Linked DNA regions of Homo sapiens: regions 1 and 2 are each linked to region 3. Evidence: read pairs that join two places in POLR2A ChIA-PET (ENCODE). Cell type or tissue: Panc1. All regions are shown on one strand. Links, peaks and the distances in the headings refer to the core of each region. The heading gives the core; the rest is flanking DNA.

Region 1 (8,152 bases), core at 3,206-5,705, 71 kb before region 3:
ATGACTCCCCTTGCCAGGCTGTCCCTCAGTGGTAATGCTCTTCTCACCATACCCAGGTTATAACATCCCAGCCTGGACCCTTACACTGCAGAGACATCTGCACATCATTGTTCTGAGGCTCTGACATCCTACTCCAGGCCATCCCCTTCAGGGAGACACCCTCTTGATACTGAGTATTACAGCCTGACCAAGATGAAAAGGGAATTCCCAAAGAGAGGCAGTCTAGGGTGGGAGTTGGAACCTGAGCAAGGTGAGGTGTGTGTTAGGCTCTGGCAGTCAGCCTCAGTGCTGAGCTATTTCCTTGCATGGACCCTCTCCACATCTTGTGTAGGTTCTGACAGTCTATTCTGAGCTGCATGGATCCCACCCCTGTACGGACTCTTTCCTCTTGAGCTCTTACACTCTCAGCCTCCCTTGGTGTTAAGGACTGCAACTATCTTGGAAAAAGAACTAAATGTGAGGCTTTGCTCTTTCAGATAGCAAAACTTATTATAAAGCTACAGTAAATAAGGCTGTATTGTATAGAGGCAAGGGATAGCCAAATAGAATAATATAGAATGTTAAGACATGACTCCACTCACATATGGTTACTTGATATAAGACAAAGATGGTCTGCAGAGCAGCGGGGAAAGGGTGGGCTTCAATAAATGAAGTTTTCCTGTCCTCTTTAAGGAATCATTACCTTCCATAAGGTTGTGAGATACTGTCCAGTGTTATCATCTAGAAGCTATATTGTTTACTTTTCTTATTTATGTCTCTAATTCCCCCAAAATCAAATTTTTAGGCAGCTATCCATACAAGACAAAGAAAAGAAATGTGACCTCTATGCAAAAGTCTTATATGGTTGTTGGGTACCTACTGAGAAAGAATGTTCTAAGAGGGGTTAAGGTTGAAGCTCCAGATCTCTGAAGGCCTGACTTCAGAAGTTTTAACATTCACTTGATCCAGGGCTGCCCACCTGTGAAGAAGATTGAGGTGGAATAAGAGCAAAACCTCAAGTGGGGCCATTTTTGCTTCAGAATGAAATAGAAAAAGTTAGTTTCTTGGCCAACAGAAACATATTATGAACAATCCAAGTGAGATTTTGGAAGCAAAATTTCAAGAAAAAGAACTTTTGGCTCTGCCTCTTAAGGAAGGTAGATGCTGTCACAACATTATCACAGAATGGGTCTAGTCCGTGAGGCCCATACTAGAGAATGGGCCTAGTAATGGGGAAACAGCAGCATTTGGTTACAAATTTCTCCAAATCCATCCTGGGAAATGGAACTTTTTTTTTTTTTTTTTTTTGAGCTGGGGGTCTCACTCTGTCAGCCAGGCTGGAGTGCAATGGCCCGATCATAGTTCACTGCAGCCTCAACCTCCAGGGTTCAAGTAATCCTCCTGATTCAGCCTCCCCTGTATCTGGGACTACAGGCATATGCCACTATGCCTGGCTAATTTTTAAAATTATTTGTAAAAATGGGGGTCTCCCTATGTTGACTGGGCTGGTCTTGAACTCTTGGACTTAAGCCATTTTCCTGCCTTGGCCTCCCAAAGTGCTGGGATTACAGGGATGAGCCACCATGCCCAGCCGGAAATGGGACTTTTGGGAAACTACTATTCTCTCAGTGGGGCCTTAACAGCAAATAGTGAAAATGCTTTAGGCATTTTAGCTGATGCAAATTCAAGTTTAAGGCGTTATTGAGAAGCTAAAAAACCAAACCAAAAGGAATATAGGCTACATTTAGATATGTATATTTTATTCATTTATTGATGTATTTATTCTATAAATATTTATCAATTGTTGTAGCAAAGACTGGCTAGATGTTGATCAAACCAATTTTGTTTTATTCCTAAGGCCACAGCTGAACTACATTTTCTAGCAATCCTCAGAATAAGATGTGGTCATTGACTGAATTCTGGACAATGGAATGGAGTAGAGTGAAATACATCACTCCTAGGTTTGGCCTGTCAAATCTCATGCACAATTCTGTACATTCATGTGCCAGCCTCTCCTCGGGTGGGGACTCCAAGCACTTTGGAGTTGGTGGAGCCACAAGATGGATCTGAGATCTTTGCTAAGGTAGGGTTTCCCTGGCTGGCCTATAGCTGACTGTGACATAAGAGAGAAATAAATTTTGATTTTCTTAAGCTCCCAAAAGTTTTGAGATTGTTTGTTACAGCCATGAGTCTTCCCTGATTAATACAAATGCAATGTCTATTCTGTGCCAGCCTTATTCTGGGTACTAGGGATGCAACAGGAAACAAATAAGAGACATGATTCCTCCTCTCACAGGAGATACCTTATAAAAGGGGTGGCACACAATAAACAGTGACAACTTACATTTGCATGGTGCTTTACTGTTTACACAGTGCTTTCATGGGCACCAACTCATTTAATTTTTTTTTTTTTTTTGAGTTGGAGACTTGCTCTGCTGCCCAGGCTGGAGTGCAGTGGTGCAATCTCGGCTTATTGCAACCTCTGCCTTCCAGGTTGAAGCGATTCTCCTGCCTCAGCCTCCCGAGTAGCTGGGATTACAGGTGCATGCCACCGCACCTGGCTATTTTTTTTTTTTTATTTTCGGTAGAGACGGGGGTTTCTCCATGTTGCCGAGGGTGGTCTCGAACTCTTGACCTCAGGTGATCCACCTGCCTTGGCCTCCCAAAGTGCTGGGATTACAGGCATGAGCCACCGTGCCTGGCCCAATTTTTATAACAATATTTTACAGATAAGGAAACAAAAGCTCAAAGATTTTAAGTGTCTTGTATGAGACAAGGAATTACGAACTAGACAAATCAATCAGTTTTCTGGCTCCCAACCCATTACTCACAATGATTCTCAAGTATGAGGATATGACAGAGCAAGGAAAGTGCTAATCCTTGTTAGAAAATTCCATTATTCAATTTTATGTCTTAAAATAATGTATTCCACACAAGTGTAAGTCTATTCATGGAAGCATTGATTGTAAGGGCAAAATACAGAAAACAAAGATTTAAATATCCATTCGTAAGAGAATGCACATATTGTGATATATTCAGAGAACAGAAAATTATATGGTAGGGAAAATAAAGAAATTAGGGATTCAAGTATCCCTAATTTCAAGGATGAATCTCACAATCATGATGAAGAATAATGAAGGCAAGAATGAAGAGTACAGAGTATAATGCCATGACAAAGGTTTAAGGTCTTCATGGGAATGATAAACACCAAATTTAGGATAGTGACTCTGCAGAAGAGAAGAAGGCCGATGCAATCAGAGAGAGTTATGCTGAGGAGATCAACTGTATTGGCCATATTTCATTCTTAAGCTGGGTGGTGAATATTACATTATTCTGGATTATCTTCCTTTTGTCCGTCTGAATCTGTTTTCTACCTTCTCATTTCTGCCCTCTGTCCTGAGAGGCTGACTTGTGTGGTCTTCTATAGGATCAATGGGCTCCTTGTCCCAGCTTTCAGAAGATCATAAGGTGGAAGAGAATGAAGTCTCAGCTTCCTGACTTTTTAGGATGACTTTGGGCTGGCCAGGTCTCTTAAGCAGAGGTCACATCTCCTGTTTGGAGGCCCTCTCTACCCAGCCCACTGTGAGTTTTGGTAATTGCCCAGTCCCCTTGTGCCTGCAGGGCCAGAAATGGAAATGTCCTATTGTTAACACTCAGTTACTACACCATTCCTTACAGTTTTCCGAAACCCTGCCACCCAAGCTGGAGTGCAGTGGCTGGATCATAGCTCACTGCAGCCTTGAACTCTTGGGCTCAAGCAATGCCAGGGAGCTGAAGCTAAAGGCATATGCTACCACCTGTGGCTAATTTTAACTATTTGTTTTTAATTTCTTTTAATTTTAATTTTTATTATTATGATTTTTAGATGGAGTCTCGCTCTGTCGCCCAGGCTGGAGTGCAATGGCGCGATCTTGGCTCACTGCAACCTCCGCCTCCAGGGTTCAAACGATTCTCCCACCTCAGCCTCCCCAGTAGCTGGGATTACAGGCACCCACCATCATGCCTGGATAATTTTTGTAGAGATGGGGTTTCACCATGTTGTCTGGGCTGGTCTCGAACATCCGCCCACCTCGGCCTCCCAAAGTGCTGGGATTACAGGCGTGAGCCACTGCACCCGGCCTTTTATTTTTTAAAGAGATGAGGGTCTTGCTATATTGCCCAGACTGGTCTGGAACTCCTGGCCTCAAGCTGTCTTCCTGCCTCAGCCTCCCAAAGTGCTGGGATTACAGGTAATTTGAAAAGAATGAAGAGTTTAATCGAGACTATAGCCATCCTGAATTAAGGAACAGAGAAGGGGACAAAGAAAAAGAAGAGACTGTAGTTGGACATGGTGGCTTGCACCTGTAATCCCATCACTTTGGGAGGCTGAGATGGGAGGATGGCTTGAGGCCAGGAACTGGAGACCAGTCTGGGCAACATTTCAAGACCCCATCTCTATAAAAAATAAAAACAAAATAGTTGGGAGTGGCGGTAAGTACTTGTAGTGTGAGACAATCTTATTTGAGCCCAGAAGCTCGAGGTTACTGTGAGCCATGACTGAGCCACAGCACTCCAGCCTAGGGGACAGAATGAGACCCTGACTCTAAAATAAATACACAAAAATACCATTTTATTTATTTGGTGTTACCCAGCTTGAGAGTGCCATCTGTTTTTTTGCTGGGTTGCTGAGTTCTGACTGATAGAATAGATATTCTCTCTCTTTTTCTCTCTCCAGACACATGAATCTTTTTTTTGCATATTTGACATAATGTGCTAACAAGTTGAGAAGAAAAAACTTTTATTTTTAATTTTTGATACAGGGACTTGTTCTGTCGCCCAGGCTGCAGTGCAGTGGTGTGAGCATAGCTCACCGCAACCTCAATTTCCCAGACTCAGGCGATCCTTCTGCCTCAGCCTCCTAAGTAGCTGGGATGACAGGTGACCACTACGAGGTCCAGCTAATTTTTAAAATTTTACTTTTAGGCTGGGCACAGTGGCTCACGCCTGTAATCCCAGCACTTTGGGAGGCCAAGGTGGGTGGATCACTTGAGGTCAGGAGTTTGAGACCAGCCTGACCAGCACGGAGAAACCCCGTCTCTTCTAAAAATACAAAATTAGCAGGGTGTGGTGGCACATGCCTGTAATCCCAGCTACTCGGGAGGCTGAGGCAGGAGAATCGCTTGAACCCAGGAGGCGGAGGTTACGGTGAGCCAAGATTGCGCCATTGCACTCCAGCCTGGGCAACAAGAGCGAAACTGTCTCAAAAAAAAAAAAATTACTTTTGGCAGAGATGAGATCTCGCTATGTTGCCCAGGCTGGTCCCAAATGCCTGAGCTCAAGTGATCCTCCTGCCTTGGCCTCCCAAAGTGCTGAGATTGTAGGTGAGAGCCACCATGCCCAGCCAAACATTTATTGAGCACCTATTATATATCAAGCATTGTGCTAGGGTTAAGGTTTGGAGATAGAGAGAAAAATAAATTAAATCTGTTGTTACAAGGAAGTCACAGTCTAGTAGGAGACACAGGTGAAAAACTGGCAATGAAGTATAGTGGCTAAAAACATGGGATTTGCAGTCTGAGAAACCTGAGCTCAATTCTAGGTTCTGTTACCTACTGGCTATGTGACCTTGGGCTACAGAAATAAAAATGGGATTACTACTGGTACCTTCCTTATAGGGTAGTTGTGAGGATTAAAAGTAAAAGCACTAGTATCTATACTTTTACATCTCACTAGTTATGTGTTGCTTAACCATGGGGATATGCTCTGAGAAACGCATTGTCAGGTGATTTTGTGGTTGTGTGAATATCATAAAGTGTCCTTACACAAACCTAGGTGGTGTAGCCTACTACACGCCTGGCTGTGTGGTGCACAGGCAGTCTACTGCTTTGAGGTTACAAACTTGTACAGCATGTTACTGCACTGAACACTGTAGGCAATTGTAACACAGTGGTATGTGTGTATCTAAATGTATCTCAACATACAAAGTTCCAGTAAAAATATGGCATAATAAATCTTATGAGACCACTGTTGTATATGTGCTCTGTCATTGACCCAAGTGTTGGAATGTCATACACATGACTATATGCCTAGGATATATTAAGTCCTTAATAAATGTTACCTAAAATTATTGTCAATTGTAACAATAGCACTTTGTACTTGGTTTAGAGGTAGCACAGAGGAGGCACTGATTAAGTAGAGCTAAGGAGGTCAGCAGAAGTTTAATGGGTGAAGCGATGTCAGAGCCGGATCTTAAGGAAATGGTACTTTCACCAAGAGATCAAGTGGGGAAAGGCAATCCAGACAGAGGAAACAACATGTATAAGAACATGGAAGAATGAAATAGCACTATGTGTTCAGGAAAACATGAGCATCTTGCTATTGCTAAATGGTCAAGGCCTAGGCATGAAAAATAATGAGACGAGGCTGAGTTACGTGGAGGTATACACAAAAAGCCTGGATTGGACTTGATCCTGCAGTTGAGCATCTAGGAAGAATTTTTAATTCTAATTTTTAATTTTTAGCACCATTTACTTGCTTTTGAGAGGAAGAATTTCTAAAACTTTTATTTTAAAATAATTTCAAAGCTGTAGAAAAGTAGCAAATTGAAAAAATAAAAAACTCTGCTATACCCAGGTTCTCCAATTTTTAACGTTCTCTCACATTTGTCTTATCATTCATTTCTCTTTCTGACTTCCACTATGTGTAATTGTCAAAATCAGGGAATTCATAAGGATACAACGCAACCTAATTTCCTTTATAGCAAAAACCTTTCTTTCTTTTGATCCAAAAATCCAACCCATGATCATGTGTTGCATTTAGCTGTCAGGTCTCTTCAGTCTCCTTGAATCTGGAAGAGTTCTTCAAATCTGTCTTTTGGGACATTGGCATTTTGAAGAGCATAGGTCAATTATATTGTAGAATGTCTTCAGCTTGTGTTTGTCTGATATTTCCTCATGATTAGAGGCATTTATGCATTTTTTTTCAGGAACACTAGAAAAGATAATACTGTATTCTCCTCAATGGTTCATATAGAGAGGTGTACAATGTCTATTTGTCACATTATTGGTGATTTTTCACTTTGATCACAATAAAGAGTATCTCCCAGGTCTCTCCACTTTAAAGTTACTATTTTTCCTTTTTAAATGATAAACGTTTTGTAGGGAGTTACACTGAGATATGTAAAAATATGGCAAACTATATAAAGAACAAAAGACAGTGAAAACTCTTAACGCAGCAATTCCACTTTTAAGACTGTATCTGAAGACCTCCTCGCCTCATGCCTGCATGCAGGCTGCATGCCTGCTCATCCCAGTACTTTGGGAGGCCAAGGTGGGAGGATGGCTTGAGATCAGGAGTTCGAGACCAGCCTGGGCAACATAGGGAGACCCTGTTGCTATTAAAAAAAAAAAAAAAAAAAAAAAATATATATATATATATATATATATATCTCCTAAGTAAATAAGGATGTATGTAAAGTTTTAGCTAAACGGATATTCACTGAAACCTTGTTTATAATAGATAACAATTTAAAATAACCTAAATGTCCATTATTAGTGGATTTGGTTCAGTAAATTACCCATACGATAGAATATTATGCAGACATTAAAATTATGTGGTAAAAGTATAATTGATGACAATAAAGAATGTTGTGTGCAGTGGCTTGTGCCAGTAATCCCAGCACTTTGGGAGGCGGGGGTGACAGGACCACTTCAGCCCAGAAGTTCAAGACCAGCCTGGACAACATAGTGAGACCCCTGTCTCCACAAAAAAGCTAAAAAATTAGCTGGGCAAGGTGGCGTGTACCTGTAGTCCTAACTAGTCCAGAGGCTGAGGCAGGAACATCACTTGAGCTCAGGATGTTGAGGCTGCAGTGAGCTGTTGTGTCCGGAATTGGTGGGTTCTTGGTCTCACTGACTTCAAGAATGAAGCCATGGACCCTCACCGTGAGTGTTACAGTTCTTAAAGGCATCGTGCCTGGAGTTTGTTCCTTCTGATGTTCAGATGTGTTCAGAGTTTCTTCCTTCTGGTGGGTTCCTGGTCTCGCTGGCTCAGGAGTGAAGCTGCAGACCTTCACGGTGAGTGTTACAGCTCTTAAGGCGGCACTTCTGGAGTTGCTTGTTCTCCCGGGTGGGTTGGTGGTCTCGATGGCTTCAGGAATGAAGCTGCAGACCTTCATGGTGAGTCTTACACCTCA
Region 2 (8,152 bases), core at 3,206-5,705, 530 kb before region 3:
CAACCCGCTCCCAAGGGTAAACACACAAACTCTAATTCTACGGCTTTCAAATGTCAGCACAAAGGTAAGGAAGCATCCAAGACACCAGGCAATTTCCTAACAAATACCTCTGAGGGCTTCAGTGGGCAGGACATCTTGCTATGTTCACAGGTTGATAAATGATGGCACAATGGAGTTCATGCCCTGATGGTACTTATCATCTCACCATAGAGATAAGTTATGAATCAATAATGAACCTAAATGCCAATTTGCAGTAAATGCCATAAATGAGACTGAGAAAAAATAAGTTCAGAGAAGGCCACCAGATGCCAAGATGAGGGAAGATTTCATGAGGGGGTACAGGTCTCAAGGGGGGTGGAGGATAGAATTCTAAGAAATGGAGATGGAAGGCCTTCTAGACCACTGTTTTTTAAACAGGTTGCAACTTGCTTGATATCACAGTTTAATGGCCATTTTCTTCCTCAATGAAATGGAATAGAATGCTATAGCATGTGGCAAGATAAAGTACTATTTCATGAAGCTTTTTAGCCTCATGTAAATTGTATTGGTTGTTCTGCTTCATGAAAAATGAAGAGTGAGGTTTTGTATTTGGCTGGAAAATAAGAACTCAGTTATGAGGTGATTCCAAGGCAGCATCTAAAACATAGCATCAAAGAATCTGGATTTTGTACTGTTTTTTGCCTTTTTAAAGCTTTATTGACATCGACTGTGCTTAGTATCTCACACACATGATCTCACTTAATTGTAACCACCACTCTTTGAGTTGGGTATTATTACCTCCATTATAGAGGAGGCAAGTGAGAATCAGACAGGTTATATAACCAGCCCATAAAATGAAGCCAGGTCTTTTGAATCCAAAGCTCATAATGTTAAAAAGGACACAAAAGAAAATTATGAAATGATCAGAGCTGGGCTTTAGGAATATTAATCTTGCACCTTCAAAGAGTTACACTGAATAGACATTAGACAACTATATCATTAGAGAGGTTTCTTTTGATCACTCAATTTAGATATAAAATCAATTTAAATACACTCCAAATTCTAGGCAAAAATCACACCCAAACCAAGAGTTAAAACTGCTCTTAACGACCCTAAAAATATTTCAGTGAAGGTTCTTATTTCTCAATAGCTATATTAATATCCCCTTACTTCATTCTGCAGCCATGAAGCTAATGACTTATCATTTGAAAAATGCTTTGAAGAAAATATGAAAATAGGTGGAAATGCAGAACTCTGCCTAAAGCAGAAATGCTAACATAAAAGAAGTAACCCACTGCTTTTCTCAGACTGACTCGCCCCAGCCCTCTGTTCTCACCCCTACGTGCTCTGTCTGATCCTACCTACCTCCGGGAACAACTGTGAGGACTAACGGTGTAATCTATGAAGTGCACAGGGCTCCCTGGAAAAGCATGGCTGTTAAAAGCCCGGATGTCATCACTAGAGGCAGCTGAGAGAACATGCCAACAGTCGACTGCTAATATAAAAATGTAAAAAAGAAATAACAGTAGACGGGATAATGTTGTGTCTAATTTAAAGAGGAAAAAAGAATTCAGAAGTAGCTATTTCTGATGAATATGAAATATCTGGGTATTGAGCAATGAAAGACAAATATTCTTCCTCTCTTTTCTGTTGAAAGCATCCCTCACAACAAGAATCAAAAAAGCTCCTCCACATACCCAGAATAACCCAATTGCCCAACAGGCAGAGAGACCAGAAGGGTAAAGTGTTCCTCTGTCCGGCATATGAGCTGGATAGAGAAATGTACACTAAATACCCTGCAAATCAGAAAAGCCAGCTGTGCACAGGATTATGCTCTTCTTCATACACTCTGAACGATCTATTCAATGGTTATGGACTAATATATGAACTCTCTTTAAAAGAAAAAAGTCATAGATCCTCAAGGTTGACATAAGTTATTATTTATTAAAATATTCCTTAAATATGCAGAAATAGAAGACTGGTATAAAACCCCAAGCAAATTTATATATCAACTAAAAAGAATACTATCAAACCAACAGAACTGAAACTAGCCAAAATAATTAAATGTAACAGATGATTTTTTTTTTTTTTTTTGCTGTCACTAAAACACTGATGTAGGCATCCAGTCTAGTTCTATATTTAATCTGCTTTGGTATTTTAACTTTCACAAATGTTTACATAGAGAATACCTGTTTACATAATTATATTGAACAAAACAGCAAAAAATCTAGAGGACAGACTGGGATGATTAGACCTCATACTTAACCCAAAGTCAGCCATACTTAACCCAGGTGTCACAATAACTCTACAAAGCTCTCTTACTAACTTGAACAGAGTTAGTATCAGAGCATTATTGAAATTTGCATTAAATAGGTGTCTCATTCAATCAGGTAGAAATGAAAAACAGGAACTTTTTTTATTGTACATTTACCAGCTATGCTCACTACTATAAACTATTCTGCAAGGTGTATGTACAAGGGCTAGCTAGACCTGCCCACCACTCTGCTGGAAATGGGGGGAGGGTACTGACTGCTCCCATTTTAGTATGACCATACTGCAAACAGCTTTTCATTTATCTCATTCAGTCTTCACAAAAGGGGAGAGGTACTGTTATTATTCACATTTAACAGGTGAGGAAACAGTTAAGTGACTCACCCAAGGTCACACAGATTGACAGTGGTAGAGCCAGGATGCAAAACAAGGAAGCCTTACTCCAAACTCCAAGCTCTGTACCACAAATGCTTCTTGACCACCGTAAATCCCTGTGTGGCACGCTGTGATACCACATGGCCCCATCCACCCACTGAAAACACACACACAGATGCAGGTCTGCCCTTACATCCAAGCATTCATTTATAATGTGGTTGACCACATGATCCCAAAGATGCTAACACTTCTAACCGCCTACTACATATCTCCATTTGGTTACTACTCATTCAACTAAAGCATGTGCCCTCGAAAATCAATGAAATTAGAGACTTTTCTTTCCAGCTGGAAGGGTGTAGCAAGCCTGATTTGAAAATGATTACAACTGCTTCTACAGGGTAAAAAACTGCCCGAAGTGGGCATTGAGTTTAAACATTATATCCTCGTCATTAATAAAAACAAGAGCTAACATTTATTGCATCCTTACAATGGAACTGGCACAGTTACGAACTTGTGTCATTTCAATAAAGTTTCAGGACAACCACTGAAGTAAACACCATATCGTCACTTTCCAACTGTGGAAACTGAGCTTACGAGACATTAAGTAGCCTGGACTAGAGTTGCTACCTACCTAGTGACTGGGAAAACCCCAATTCAAACCCAGGCATCTGACTCCAGAATCCCGACCACTCCAAATGCAGGATGAGAAGATCTATTGGCAATACAGTTTCTCCTCACTGCGTCTCAGAACTTGGGGATTCAGTTTCATTTAGACTTCTGCAGCCAGTTTAATCTCTAACCTACTCATCTTGTTTGGTTGGTTAAGAGATGTTATACAGCCACAAAATAACACAAGATCTGTAATAATTCAGAATCTTTTGGCTTTGAGACCAAAAACTGCTGTAATCCTAAAAAGAATCACCAATTAAAAACTAAGATTTTGAGTATGTTCAAGTAAAAGAATCTACACTGCCATAGAAGCACAAAACCCAGCTTTGGTCAGAAAGCTAGACCACAGTTTCTGCAGCCTTGACTTCAGACTCTGAGTTCCTTGATGTAGGTGTTGTATCTTGGACATGGCACCTGGCAGGAAAAAGATGGTGAAATGACTGAGCATCAGGCATGGGCCTACTCTGCTGTTGTTCACCAGGCCATCACCTGACTGGGTAGGCAGAAGGGCCTGCACACACATTGCCAGGAGCTAACAAGGTCACTGGGACCAGAGCAAATGAGAGACAGTGAGCACATCCTGAAATGGCCAGAGATGCTCAGGGATGAAATGTCCCCTAGACACTGAGAAAGTGATAATGGTGAACTTTTGTTGCTCATCAGCCTGTGCCAGGAGCTATAGGTGCCTTCTGTACATGACTAACTGTCATCACACTGTGAAGGAGACAATGATATCCCCATCATACAAATGAGGAAACAGGCTCAGAGGCAACACAGCTCTAGAAAGCAGCTTGATTAAGGCCAGGGCTCCCTGAAGCCACAGTGGAAAAGCCACAGCCGTTTCCACTTTCCTAGAGGCACACTCCACCCCACCTGCACTTCGGCCATGAAAGTTGAAACAAAGTGATGGGATGTGCATTGGACTTGGGAATAAGGGAATGGGAGCTAAACTGAGACACAGATATTTAGAATCAACAAAGATTTTAGAGGTTGTCTAGTCTAGTTTTTTCATTTGCAGAGTAAACTAGAGCAGTTATTAGATTCACTTAAGATTACACAACATATACACACATATTATACACACACACACACACACACACATATTTAGAAACAGGATCTTACTCCATTGTCCAGACTGGAATGCAGTGGCAAGACCATAGCTCACTGCTGCCACAAACTCCTGAGCTCAAGCCATCCTCCTGCTTCATCCTCCTGAGTAGCTGGGACTAGGGGCATGTGCCACCATACCCGGCTAAATGTTAAAATTTTTTTAAAAGACGGTCTCACTATGTCGCCCAGGCTGGAGTATAGTGGCATGACCATACCTCACTGCTGCCTCAAACTCCTGGTATTATATAATCTTTCTGCCTCAGCCTTCTGAGTAGCTGGGATTACAGGCACACTTCTCTATTTTTATTTATTCTTTTTTAAATTATACTTTAAGTTCCGGAGTACATGTGCAGAACTTGCAGTTTCATTACATAGGTATACACATGCCATGGTGGTTTGCTGCACCCATCAACCTGTCACCTACATTAGGTATTTCTCCTAATGCTATCCCTCCCCTACCCCCTACCCCACGACAGGCCCCAGTATGTGATGTTCCCTTCCCTGTGTCCGTGTGTTCTCCTTGTTCAACTCCCACTTATGAGTGAGAACATGCAGTGTTTGGTTTTCTGTTCTTGTGATAGTTTGCTGAGAAAGAGGATTTCCAGCTTCATCCATGTCCCTGCAAAGGACATGAACTCATCCTTTTTTATGGCTGCATAGCATTCCATAGTGTATATGTGCCACATTTTCTTCATCCAGTCTATCACTGATGGACATTTGGGTTGGTTCCAAGTCTTTGCTATTGTGAATAGTGCTGCAATAAACATACATACATGTGTCTTTATAGAATGATTTATAATCCTTTGGGTATATACCCAGTAATGGCACTGTTGGGTCAAATGGTATTTCTAGTTCTAGATCCTTGAGGAATCGCCACACTGTCTTCCACAGTAGTTGAACTAATTTACACTCCCACCAACAGTGTAAAAGCATTCCTGTTTCTCCACATCCTCTCCAGCATCTGTTGTTTCCTGACTTTTTAATGATCGCCATTCTAACTGGTGTGAGATGGTATCTCATTGTGGTTTTGATTTGTGGTCTAATGACCAATAATGATGAGCTTTTTTTCATATGTTTGTTGGCTGCATAAATGTCTTCTTTTGAGAAGTGTCTGTTCATATCCTTTGCCCACGTTTTGATGGGGTTGTTTTTTTCTTGTAAATTTGTTTATGTTCTTTGTAGATTCTGGATGTTAGCCCTTTGTCAGATGGACAGATTGCAAAAATTTTCTCCCACCTTGTAGGTTGCCTGTTCACTCTGATGATAGTTTCTTTCGCTGTGCAGAAGCTCTTTAGTTTAATTAGATCCCATTTGTCTATTTTGGCTTTTGTTGCCATTGCTTTTAGTGTTTTAGTCAGGAAGTCTTTGCCCATGCCTATGTCCTGAATGGTACTGCCCAGGTTTTCTTCTAGGATTTTTATGGTTCCATATGAAGTTTAAAGTAGTTTTTTCCAATTCTGTGAAGAAAGTCATTGGTAGCTTGATGGGGATAGCATTGAATCTATAATTACCTTGGGCAGTATGGCCATTTTGACAATATTGATTCATCCTATCCATCAGCATGGAATGTCTTTGCATTTGTTTGTGTCCTCTCTTATTTCCTTGAGCAGTGGTTTGTAGTTCTCCTTGAAGAGGTCCTTCACATCCCTTGTAAGTTGGATTCCTAGGTATTTTATTCTCTTTGAAGCAATTGTGAATGGGAGTTCACTCATGATTTGGCTCTCTGTTTGTCTGTTATTGGTGTATAGCAATGCTTGTGATTTTTGTACATTGATTTTGTATTCTGAGACTTTGCTGAAGTTGCTTATCAACTTAAGGAGATTTTGGGCTGAGACGATGGGGTTTTCTAAATATCTGTCATCTGAAAACAGGGACAATTTGACTTCCTCTCTTCCTAATTGAATAACCTTTATTTTTATTTCTTTCTCTTGCCTGAGTGCCCTGGCCAGAACTTCCAATACTATGTTGAATAGGAGTGGTGAGAGAGGGCATCCCTGTCTTGTGCCAGTTTTCAAAGGGAATGCTTCCAGTGTTTCCTCATTCAGTATGATATTGGCTGTGGGTTTGTCATAAATAGCTCTTATTATTTTGAGATATGTTCCATTGATACCTAGTTTATTGAGTTTTTAGCATGAAGGAGTGTTGAATTTTGTCAAAGGCCTTTTCTGCATCTATTGAGATAATCATGCGGTTTTTGTCACTGGTTCTGTTTATGTGATGGATTATGTTTATTGATTTGTGTATGTTGAACCAGCCTTGCATCCCAGGGATGAAGCTGACTTCATCGTGGTGGATAAGCTTTTTCATGTGCTGCTGGATTCTGTTTGCCAGTATTTTATTGAGGATTTCTGCATCAATGTTCATCAGAGATATTGGCCTGAAATTTTCCTTTTTTGTGGTGTCTCTGCCAGGTTTTGGTAACAGGATGATGCTAGCCTCATAAAATGAGTTAGGGAGGATTCCCTCTTTTTCTATAGTTTGGAATAGTTTCAGAAGGAATGGTATCATCTCCTGTTTGTACCTCTGGTAGAATTCGGCTGTGAATCCATCTGGTCCTGGACATTTTGTTGGTAGGCTATTAATTACTGCCTCAATTTCAGAACTTGTTATTGGTCTATTCAGGGATTCAACTTCTTCCTGGTTTAGACTTGTGGGGGGTGTTATGTGTCCAGGATTTATCCATTATTACAGGTTTTCTCATTTATTTGCATAGAGGTGTTTATAGTATTCTCTGATGGTAGTCTGTACTTCTGCGGGATTGGTGGTGATATCCCCTATATCTTTTTTTTTTTTTTTTTTTTTTCTTGAGACAGAGTTTTGCTCTGTCGCCCAGGCTGGGGTGCAGTGGCGCGATCTTGGCTCACTGCAAGCTCTGCCTCCCGGGTTCACACTATTCTCCTGCCTCAGCCTCCCAAGTAGCTGGGACTACAGGCACCCGCCACCAAGCCTGGCTAATTTTTTGTATTTTTAGTAGAGACAGGGTTTCACCATGTTAGCCAGGATGGTCTCGATCGCCTGACCTCGTGATCCGCCCGCCTCGGCCTCCCAAAGTGCTGGGATTACAGGTGTGAGCCACAGCACCCGGCCCCCTATATCATTTTTTATTGCATCTATTTGATTCTTCTCTCTTTTCTTCTTTATTAGTCTGGCTAGTGGTCTATCCATTTTGTTGATCTTAAAAAAAAAAAAAAAAAAAAAAACCAGCTCCTGGATTCATTGATTTTTTTGAAGAGTTTTTCGTGTCTCTATCTCCTTCAGTTCTGCTCTGATCTTAGTTATTTCTTGTCTTCTGCTAGCTTTTGAATTTGTTTGCTGTGCTTCTCTAGTTCTTTTAATTTTGTTGTTAGGATGTCAATTTTAGATCTTTCCTGCTTTCTCTTGTGGGCATTTAGTGCTATAAATTTCCCTCTGCACACTGCTTTAAATGTGTCCCAGAGAGTCTGGTATGTTGTGTCTTTGTTCTCATTGGTTTCAAAGAACATCTTTATTTCTGCTTTAATTTCGTTATGTACCCTGTAGTCATTCAGGACCAGGTTGTTCAGTTTCCATGTAGTTGTGTGGTTTTCAGTGAGTTTCTTAAGCCTGAGTTCTAATTTGACTGCACTGTGGTCTGACAGACTGTTTGTTGTGATTTTCATTCTTTAGCATTTGCTGAGGAGTGTTTTACTTCCAATTATGTGGTCAATTTTAGAATAAGTGTGATGAGTTGCTGAGAAGAATGTATATTCTGTTGATTTAGGGTGGAGAG
Region 3 (8,152 bases), core at 2,733-5,232:
TTTTGTTTTGTTTTTTGTTTTTTTTGTTTGCTTGTTTGTTTGTTTGTTTTTGAGACGGAGTCTTGCTCTGTCGCCCAGGCTGGAGTGCATGGCACAATCTCGGCTCACTGCAAGCTCAGCCTCCCGGGTTCATGCCATTCTCCTGCCTCAGCCTCCCGGTAGCTGGGACTACAGGCCCCCGCCACCACGCCCAGCTAATTTTTTGTATTTTTAGTAGAGACAGGGTTTCACCATGTTGGCCAGGATGGTCTCGATCTCCTGACCTCGTGATCCACCAACCTCGGCCTCTCAAAGTGCTGAGATTACAGGTGTGAGCCACTGCGCCCGGCCTTGTTTTTATTTTTGAGAGAGTCTTGCTCAATCGCCCAGGCTGGAGTGCAGTGGCGCAATTGATCTCAGCTCACTTCAACTTCTGTCTTCTGGGTTCCAGTGATTCCCTGCTTCAGCCTCTTGAGTAGCTAGGATTTCAGGTGCACGCCACCACACCTGGCTAATTTTTGTATTTTTAGTAGAGACAGGTTCCGCCATGTTGGCCAGGCTGGTCTCAAACTCCTGACCTGCCTCAGGTGATCCACCTGCCTCGGCTTCCCAAAGTGCTGGGATTATAGGCATGAGCCACCGCACCCAGCTTATTTTTTAAAAAGTAGGTTAATGTGCATAGATTTTGTTCTTCTTTGAAGATGAGAAAAACACAACAGCTTATGAAACATTATGAAAATCATGTAGTTTCTATGGGCTGTGCACCTGTGTGCAAACACATGCTTACCCCCCAAAGCGGTGGGAAATTTCTGGCATAATCTGAAACATCTGTCATTCTCCTTTGAGCTTCTCTACCCGGATGAGTAGTGGAACTCTTGGTTCTGTGATTGCAATTCTAATCATGAGGTAATAGAAATCAAGGCACTTTTCTTTTATTCTTTATTTGCCACTTTTCTTTTTATAGAAGTGATACTCATCTCTGAAATACAGCCTACAAATACCTCTGTTTTCCTAGAGAACACATAAGCGTAATTGAAATGTGCCTAGGACAATACGTGCACCATATTAGATGGCTGCCAGTATAATACCTGTTTGTTGAACTTTAAGAAAGGGAATCAGGGTAATTAATTTAACAATCACTGATGGGAATTTGAGTTATGTACTCTTTCTAGTTAGCTGTTCAACAGTACACTGTTGGTTTTGCTACCTTTTGAGATTTTTTTCTTTGATTTCAGAAAATAAAGCAGTTGGAGTGATGAAGTCGGGCCATGTATTTACAATTGAGCCAATGATTTGTGAAGGTGAGAAAAAAGGATGCCATGATATTTTTCAATTGAATTTATATGTATTTTAGGTAATTCATCATGTCAGTGGTCTTTTCTACCTGCTTGCTTTTTGCTTCCTACTCACTCCCTGTCCCACCTCAAACTTGATTCAGTATCGTGAAGAACTGAAAATTGTGAGGGTTGGCAAGAACGGCATGGGTTCTGCGTGGTAGTCTTCTGTCAGGAGATGCTGAAATGCTTGAATTCTGGTCCCTTTTCATAAAGATCATGTCAAAGGGTGCATTGTAATAATGAGGTGCCCAGGTCAAGTCTGTGCGGACGTTCTTGCTTGATGTAGGAGAGGGAAGAGGAGGGAACAGAGCAGAGCATTGACGAGCCACCCAGTTCGAGGCAGACATGATTATATGATTTAATTCTTCACAATTTATAAGGTAGGTGTTACCCCATTATAGAAACTAGGAAACTGGTCCTTGAAGAGGGTGGGTAGCTTGCCTGTAACTTAGCTTGTTACTTGGCAGAATTTGTCAGACTCAGCTCATGAGCTGTTCTGACCCTTCATGGTCTGTACTCATGTCATCACGTGGCATCATATAGCTATTGTGGGGAAAGCACACCAAGGACACTTGGAAAGCACACTTGGCTCTGGCAGCCTCCCCACTGTTGTCATCTCTTCCAGACAGGCTTGTAGCAGTGATAGGAGACTGGGAGTCACAATTAGGGCTCCTCACCGAGATTTTCAGAGTGATTCTGGTAATGGAGCTTTCTGGTTAGGGGATGCAAAGTGAGGCAGTAGCAGTAGAGCTTGTGTGTCCTGAGCCCTGTTTTAAAGGATACTCCCTCTCTTGATCCTTCCAGTCTTTTTATAACCCAGTCTTGGGAGTGACTTCTATATTGTCTTTCTTAGAAGTGATTCACTGAATCCAGCCCGCACTCAAGGGGAGCAGGAGCTCACACAAGGGCCTGCATGCCAGGAGGCTGGGGATCACTGAAGTCACTTTAGAGGCTGCCTTCTAAAGCTGGTTCCTTATTGCGTTTTCTGTAAAATGAAAATTAGAATCTCTATCTTGCCAACACCCAGGGCTGCTAGACTGAGATGATTTATGTTATGTTATATACTTTAAAAGACTGCACAAATGTGCAGTAAAGTTTTTGTCATCCTCTTATAATAAGGATAAAGTTCTGATCACGTGCAACCAGTTGTAAAGATGGTAAGTATTTAGCAGTGAAAAGAAAGATAGTGGGAGGAAATTGTCATTTTGGCTACGTATTTCCATTAACTAGCACCTGGTTGGTGAGCCATGATGTAGTGTTTTCAGTAAGCAAATAACTTTCTATACAGCCAGCACAGGTAATTAATCATCAAATTATAGCAGATATACTTGAAGTGTAACTCAGCTAGGTTAAATCCCTGGACTAGAAAGTCTCAAATCTGCAGGAGAATTTCCTCAGAATAGCCAAATAAGTTTGACTTGACATTACTAAAAATCCTGTTTTATCAGATCACAATAAAATTACAGTAGTAATGTTTTAAATTTGTGTAAAGGCCATTTGTGTAAAGGCCATTACATTGAAAAACATCGATGTACTCATCTTTAGTTGCTTGATGAGGCATGAGTTAACTTTTTTAGGCCGCCTCGTATTTTCTTTTTAGCCTGGGATTTAATATTGCAAAAGTAGTTTACTTCACTACAGAGTTTATGTTCTGGGATTTGTCTGTCTGAGGCAGTGAGTCCTAGAGGTAATATGTTTCACCTAAAGATTACTCAAAATGAAGAAAGTATTGATTTTTTTTTAACATCTAATTTTGAAAGAAGAAAGCTCGCAAATACATCTTTTACAGTAGTATCTAGAATTGCCTTTCTCATTCCACCTCTGCTTCACATTCTCTTGGGCCTTTGCTTTCTGCTTTCCCTCATTATGACCCCTTCACCCCCTTTCCCTCCTTTCTCTGAGTTTTCTTTCATGGCCTCCCAGATTCACTGTCCCTTTGCTTCCCTTCTCTGGTTTCAACTCCTGTCCAGACCATTCTGCTTCATATTTTTCTTATGCTCTCACACCAGTCTTTCTTTTGCCCCTCTTTCTGATTCCAGGGGTATAGTTCACAAAAATTTCACTGTATAATCTGTTCTCACCATCTGTTTGTGTGCCTACCATTTTGAAATTATATCAGGAATTGAATGCTGTAATAAAACTGTAAACATTTACATGATTTCCTTCACAATATATGCTGAGTATAGTTTTGTCAGATGCCCAAGTTATACTAGGAAAGAGCTAAATTCATTCAAGTTTTTTTTCTGATTTTTTAATTGTAAAATACACATCTCATTTTTAAATGTACAGTTCAATATTATTAAATACATTCATAACGTTGTGCACCCATTACCACCATCCATCTCCAAAAGTCTTTTCATCTTGTAAAACTGAAACTCAACCCATTAAACATTCCCTTCCTATTGCTCACTACTCCCAGACCTTGGCACCCACTGTTCTGCTTTCTATCTCCATGATTTTGACTACTGTACTCTACCTCATAGAAGTGGAATCATTAAGCACATGCTTTTTTTTTTTTTTTTTTTTTGAGACGGAGTCTTGGTCTGTCGCCCAGGCTGGAATGCAGTGGCGCGATCTCAGCTCACTGCAAGCTCTGCCTCCCAGGTTCATGCCATTCTTCTGACTCAGCTTCCCGAGTAGCTGGGACTACAGGCGCCCAACACCATGCCCGGGTGATTTTTTGTATTTTTAGTAGAGATGGGGTTTCACTGTGTTAGCTAGGATGGTCTCAATCTCCTGACCTTGTGATCTGCCCGCCTCGGCCTCCCAAAGTGCTGGGATTACAGGCGTGTGCCACCGCGCCTGGCCAAGCATATGCTTTTTTATGACTGGCTTATTTCACTTAGCATTATGTTCTCAAGGTTCATCTGTGTTGTAGCATATTGCAGAATGTCCTTTTTAAAAAATTTCCTGTTTTAAAATGGACAATTATTGTACATATTCATAGGGTACATAGTGATGCTTTGATACATATAATGATACATATAATTAATTAAGGTTGTTACTCAAAGTTGTGGTGATTGGTATCAATATGTTGTTAAAATGAAATCCAGCGCCTTTATTTTGGAAATTCCATCTTGATTTGATATTTGGGATATATAAAAAATGTGGTTGTAATACATCTGATGAAATTTAAACATCAAACATACTGAAGACCAAAATGAAGTTGGAAAGGCATTAGCTAAAACAATTGGCATGTAAATAAGGATCTTAGTAGTGAATTTTTTCCTTGGCTTTCTTCTTGATAGAGTTCATTTAGAAAACTGAGTGAACTAAGAAATTGTTTTTGTTTGTTGAAGGCGGATGGCAGGATGAAACCTGGCCAGATGGTTGGACTGCGGTGACAAGAGACGGAAAGCGGTCTGCTCAGTTTGAGCACACCCTCCTGGTCACAGACACTGGCTGTGAAATCCTAACCCGGCGACTTGACAGTGCACGGCCTCACTTCATGTCTCAATTTTAATTTCTCCCAAGATGGCACATCTCAGTACCTTCTTACTGTGCTATGCATTTTATTGAGAGTACAGAAAGGAAGAGGAACCTTTTTTTAATCACTTGTTTTGTTTTGACTATAGATAAGAAAGGACTACAGCATTTGATGTGTGTCCTCAAGAACTTGTCTTGGGTCTGAAAAAGCTGAGAAGAATAAAGGAAACATTGCTCAACTCTTCAGCCCCCTCCCCCTGCACACCTGTTTTCTCATTTGCCCTTTGAGCACTTTTACTTAAACTTGCTTGTAGTTGCTTTTATCACTGCCGCAAAACAGCCATCAAGAGCCATCTGCTTTCCAGGTGAACATTGGAAATGAGAATCTTTGAAACTTAGCAATATGTGTTGCACCAGATTTTTTAAATTATATATATGGAAATATATATGTATACATTTTAAGTTCTGTATACATAATTACCAAACACTATGTGACCTGGAGTTTGTGTTGTTTCTGCTCTGACAGGTTTATATGTTCTTACAAATGGATCCATAGTTTGCAGTGATTTAATTCCTGGTTGGGATTTGGCCTCCCCTCTCCCCCATGCTAATTATTTACCCTTGTAATTGTGCATAGGGAAGCACTCACCCAATGAGACTTTCTCCAATGTGGACTCTGTGTGTCAGTGAATGAATGTAGTAAAATTCACTTTGGAAGGTTATCAGGCTTTTAAAAATCTAGTTTATGGCAAAAATAGCCATTTTCCAAGTGGTGGCTGACTGTTGCAGGGAATGAGAATTTCATAATACACTGCTATTTCAGACCTCTGTTTGGTCAGAAATGGAAAAGAAAAAGCCCCCTTTCTTCCCTTTTCTGTTTTACTTCAAGGGCATACCTTGGAGGTGCTCAGAGAAGCGTGAAGTTTGCACTATGGTGGAGGATGGGGAAAGAGTTCTAAAGTGTCTCCAGCTGTGAACCCAGGAGGTCAAGTGGGCTATTAAAATCTAACGTTGAGTAAATGTGATAGTGATGAGAAAGGAATTTTGTGTACTGTAACCTTGCAGTAGAGATGCAGCTGTCCTTCGTGTGTGGAAACACACCTCTCCTTTACATAGTTGGGAACCTCATTAGAAATGACCTCAGCTGCCCCATATCTACGTTCCTTTCAGCAGTTGTCCAAGTAGGAGTGTATCCAGTGAAGACATATCAAATCACAAAGTCATTGTCATTAGAGTGTACTTGATTACTGGGCATCCTTGTAATATAATTTCATACCACTGACACATTATACTTGTAAGAGAACATCTTTCCCAGAGTGCCTCAGACCTTATTGCTTTAAAATATAATAATGTTTTCATTACTTTTATTATTTGAATGATTTAGTAAAGTTGACTGAATCTGGTATAGACTTTGGGAGTATGTGTGTGAAGTTTTTATCAAACTGTAATATTTGTGAATGGAATGCCTTGCAATATGAATGTTAATATAATGTGTAAAGGGAGATTAAAAAGTTTGAATGATTATCCTACCATGTAGTCATTAACTTTGCTGCATTTCTTTGGGATTTCAGAGGGAAATGGTGGGAATGGGGAGGCTGTTTGATAATCTAAAATAAATTCATGACCATTTGAGTAGAAATGTTTTTTCAGGTGTAATGGCTGTACATAAACTCAGTAGAGTGCCAGCAGCATTTGAGATGCAACCATATTTTTGAGAGCTTTTAAGACAGAATGCTGAATATTAGGGGAGCATTTTATGTACTGATTGTGGAATTAACAATGTGGGCTTATTCAGTGTCTGTCATTAGAATATAAGCTGAAGGAAGAAAGATCTTGGTGTGATAGTTTTTTGGTTAAAAGATAAAACACCACACTGGTGATAATGCTTTTCTTAGTTTGGGAGATTTTAAAACAATATGGACTCTAGTCTAATTGCATATATCTAATTACAAATGTTCATTGGATTTAGGTGACAAAACACCTAGTTTCATCATTCTGCCACCTTTTTACAAAACAAGTCAGAGCATGGTGTGCGAGCCTGTAGCATTAGCTACTCTTGAGACTGAGATGGGGGGATCGCTTGAGCCCAGGAGTTCAAGGTTACAGTGAGCTATGATTGTGCCACTACACTCCAGCCTGGGTGAGAGAGAGAGACCTCATCTCAAAAAAAAAAAAAAAAAAAAAAAAAAAATCAAAGTATTAACTTCTTTTTTTACATTAACTTTTAGAATAATTTTTTCCCCCTGCCAGTCTTCCAACTCCTTTGGAATTATAACTTGGAAGAAGGGAAACATGAACTTCATTTTATGTCTTTTGTTGATAAAAAGGATTAACCAACACCTTTATACCACTTGCACCCACATATCTAAATTAATAGGCAAGAGTTGATGAGGTTTAGGAATTTGTTTGCTTGATTCCTCAGTTTGTTCTCTAACGACTTCTGGGTTTTCATTGGATTTGGTTAAAACTGAGAGCAGGATGCTCCCCTTTGCTTAACCTCTACCCTCATGGTATCTGTAAGCGATTTCCTTCCTGTTTTTCCCTTCTTTTAAAATTTTTATTTTTTATCTCCAACTTTTTATATTGAAAATTTTCAAATTACAGAAAAGTTGAAAGTATAGTACAGTGAAATAATCATATATCCCTTACCTTTATCTAACAAATGTCATTTTGTCACCTTTGCTTTATCTCTGTATAAGCACTTTTCTTTTGAAAGAAGCAACATCGTACTTCACCCTACTACATCAGCATGTATCTCTTAACCTAATGACATTCTTTTACATGATCATAACACAATTAGAAATTTAGTATTAATACAGAATTATATAATGTATAGGATATAAACTTTAATTTTCCCCCAAAATGTTATTTAAAGCTTCCAAATTCATGGCATTTAGTTGTCATGTATCTGTAGTCTCCTTTTTTTTTAGATGGAGTTTCACTCTTGTTCAGGCTGGAGTGCAGTGGTACAATCTTGGCTCACTGCAACCTCCACCTCCTGGGTTCAAGCGATTCTCCTGCCTCAGCCTCCCTAGTAGCTGGGATTACAGGCCCCCGCCATGACCCAGGCTAATTTTTGTATTTTTAGTAGAGACGGTTTCACCATGTTGATGCCAGGCTGGTCTCGAACTCCTGACCCGTGGTGATCCACCTGACTCGGCCTCCCAAAATGCTGTGATTACAGGAGTGAGCCACCATACCTGGTCTTAGTCTTCTTAACTCTAGCAGCCGTGTCTAATCCTTTGAGTGCGAGGATCTTTTATCTGTGGTGGTGGATATCATGAAAATTATGCACAGGCCTTTGTTTGAGCTCATCAGCTATCGTTGGTGTATTTTACATGTGGCCCAAGATAATTCTTCTTCCACTGTGGCCCAGGGAAGCTAAAAGGTTGGACACCCATGCTAGAATA

The links. Peaks named below come from ENCODE experiments on the same cell type or tissue, not always from the same donor. Only the 100,000 strongest peaks of a DNase experiment are listed, where the experiment ranks them.
Region 1: POLR2A ChIA-PET joins it to region 3 with 9 read pairs; 24 of 35 experiments call an interaction of 5 or more read pairs at or near these places.
Region 2: POLR2A ChIA-PET joins it to region 3 with 6 read pairs; 3 of 35 experiments call an interaction of 5 or more read pairs at or near these places.

Annotation. Positions count from the first base shown.
Region 1 is chr4:98,984,658-98,992,809 of GRCh38, forward strand. No RefSeq gene overlaps it. Among named protein-coding and RNA genes, the nearest start is that of METAP1, 7.0 kb to the right of the region's middle. In Panc1, for the core only: no CTCF peak of the experiment used is centred there; no DNase peak of the experiment used is centred there.
Region 2 is chr4:98,526,359-98,534,510 of GRCh38, forward strand. The region is part of intron 1 of TSPAN5 (tetraspanin 5); the gene reads right to left. Among named protein-coding and RNA genes, the nearest start is that of TSPAN5, 130 kb to the right of the region's middle. In Panc1, for the core only: no CTCF peak of the experiment used is centred there; no DNase peak of the experiment used is centred there.
Region 3 is chr4:99,056,539-99,064,690 of GRCh38, forward strand. METAP1 (methionyl aminopeptidase 1) reads left to right here. Exons shown (of 11, transcript NM_015143.3): 10 at 1,215-1,280; 11 at 4,616-6,271. The coding sequence ends at 4,779. Among named protein-coding and RNA genes, the nearest start is that of ADH5, 28 kb to the right of the region's middle. In Panc1, for the core only: no CTCF peak of the experiment used is centred there; DNase peaks (open chromatin) are centred at 3,763 and 4,183; H3K27ac peaks cover 2,313 bases.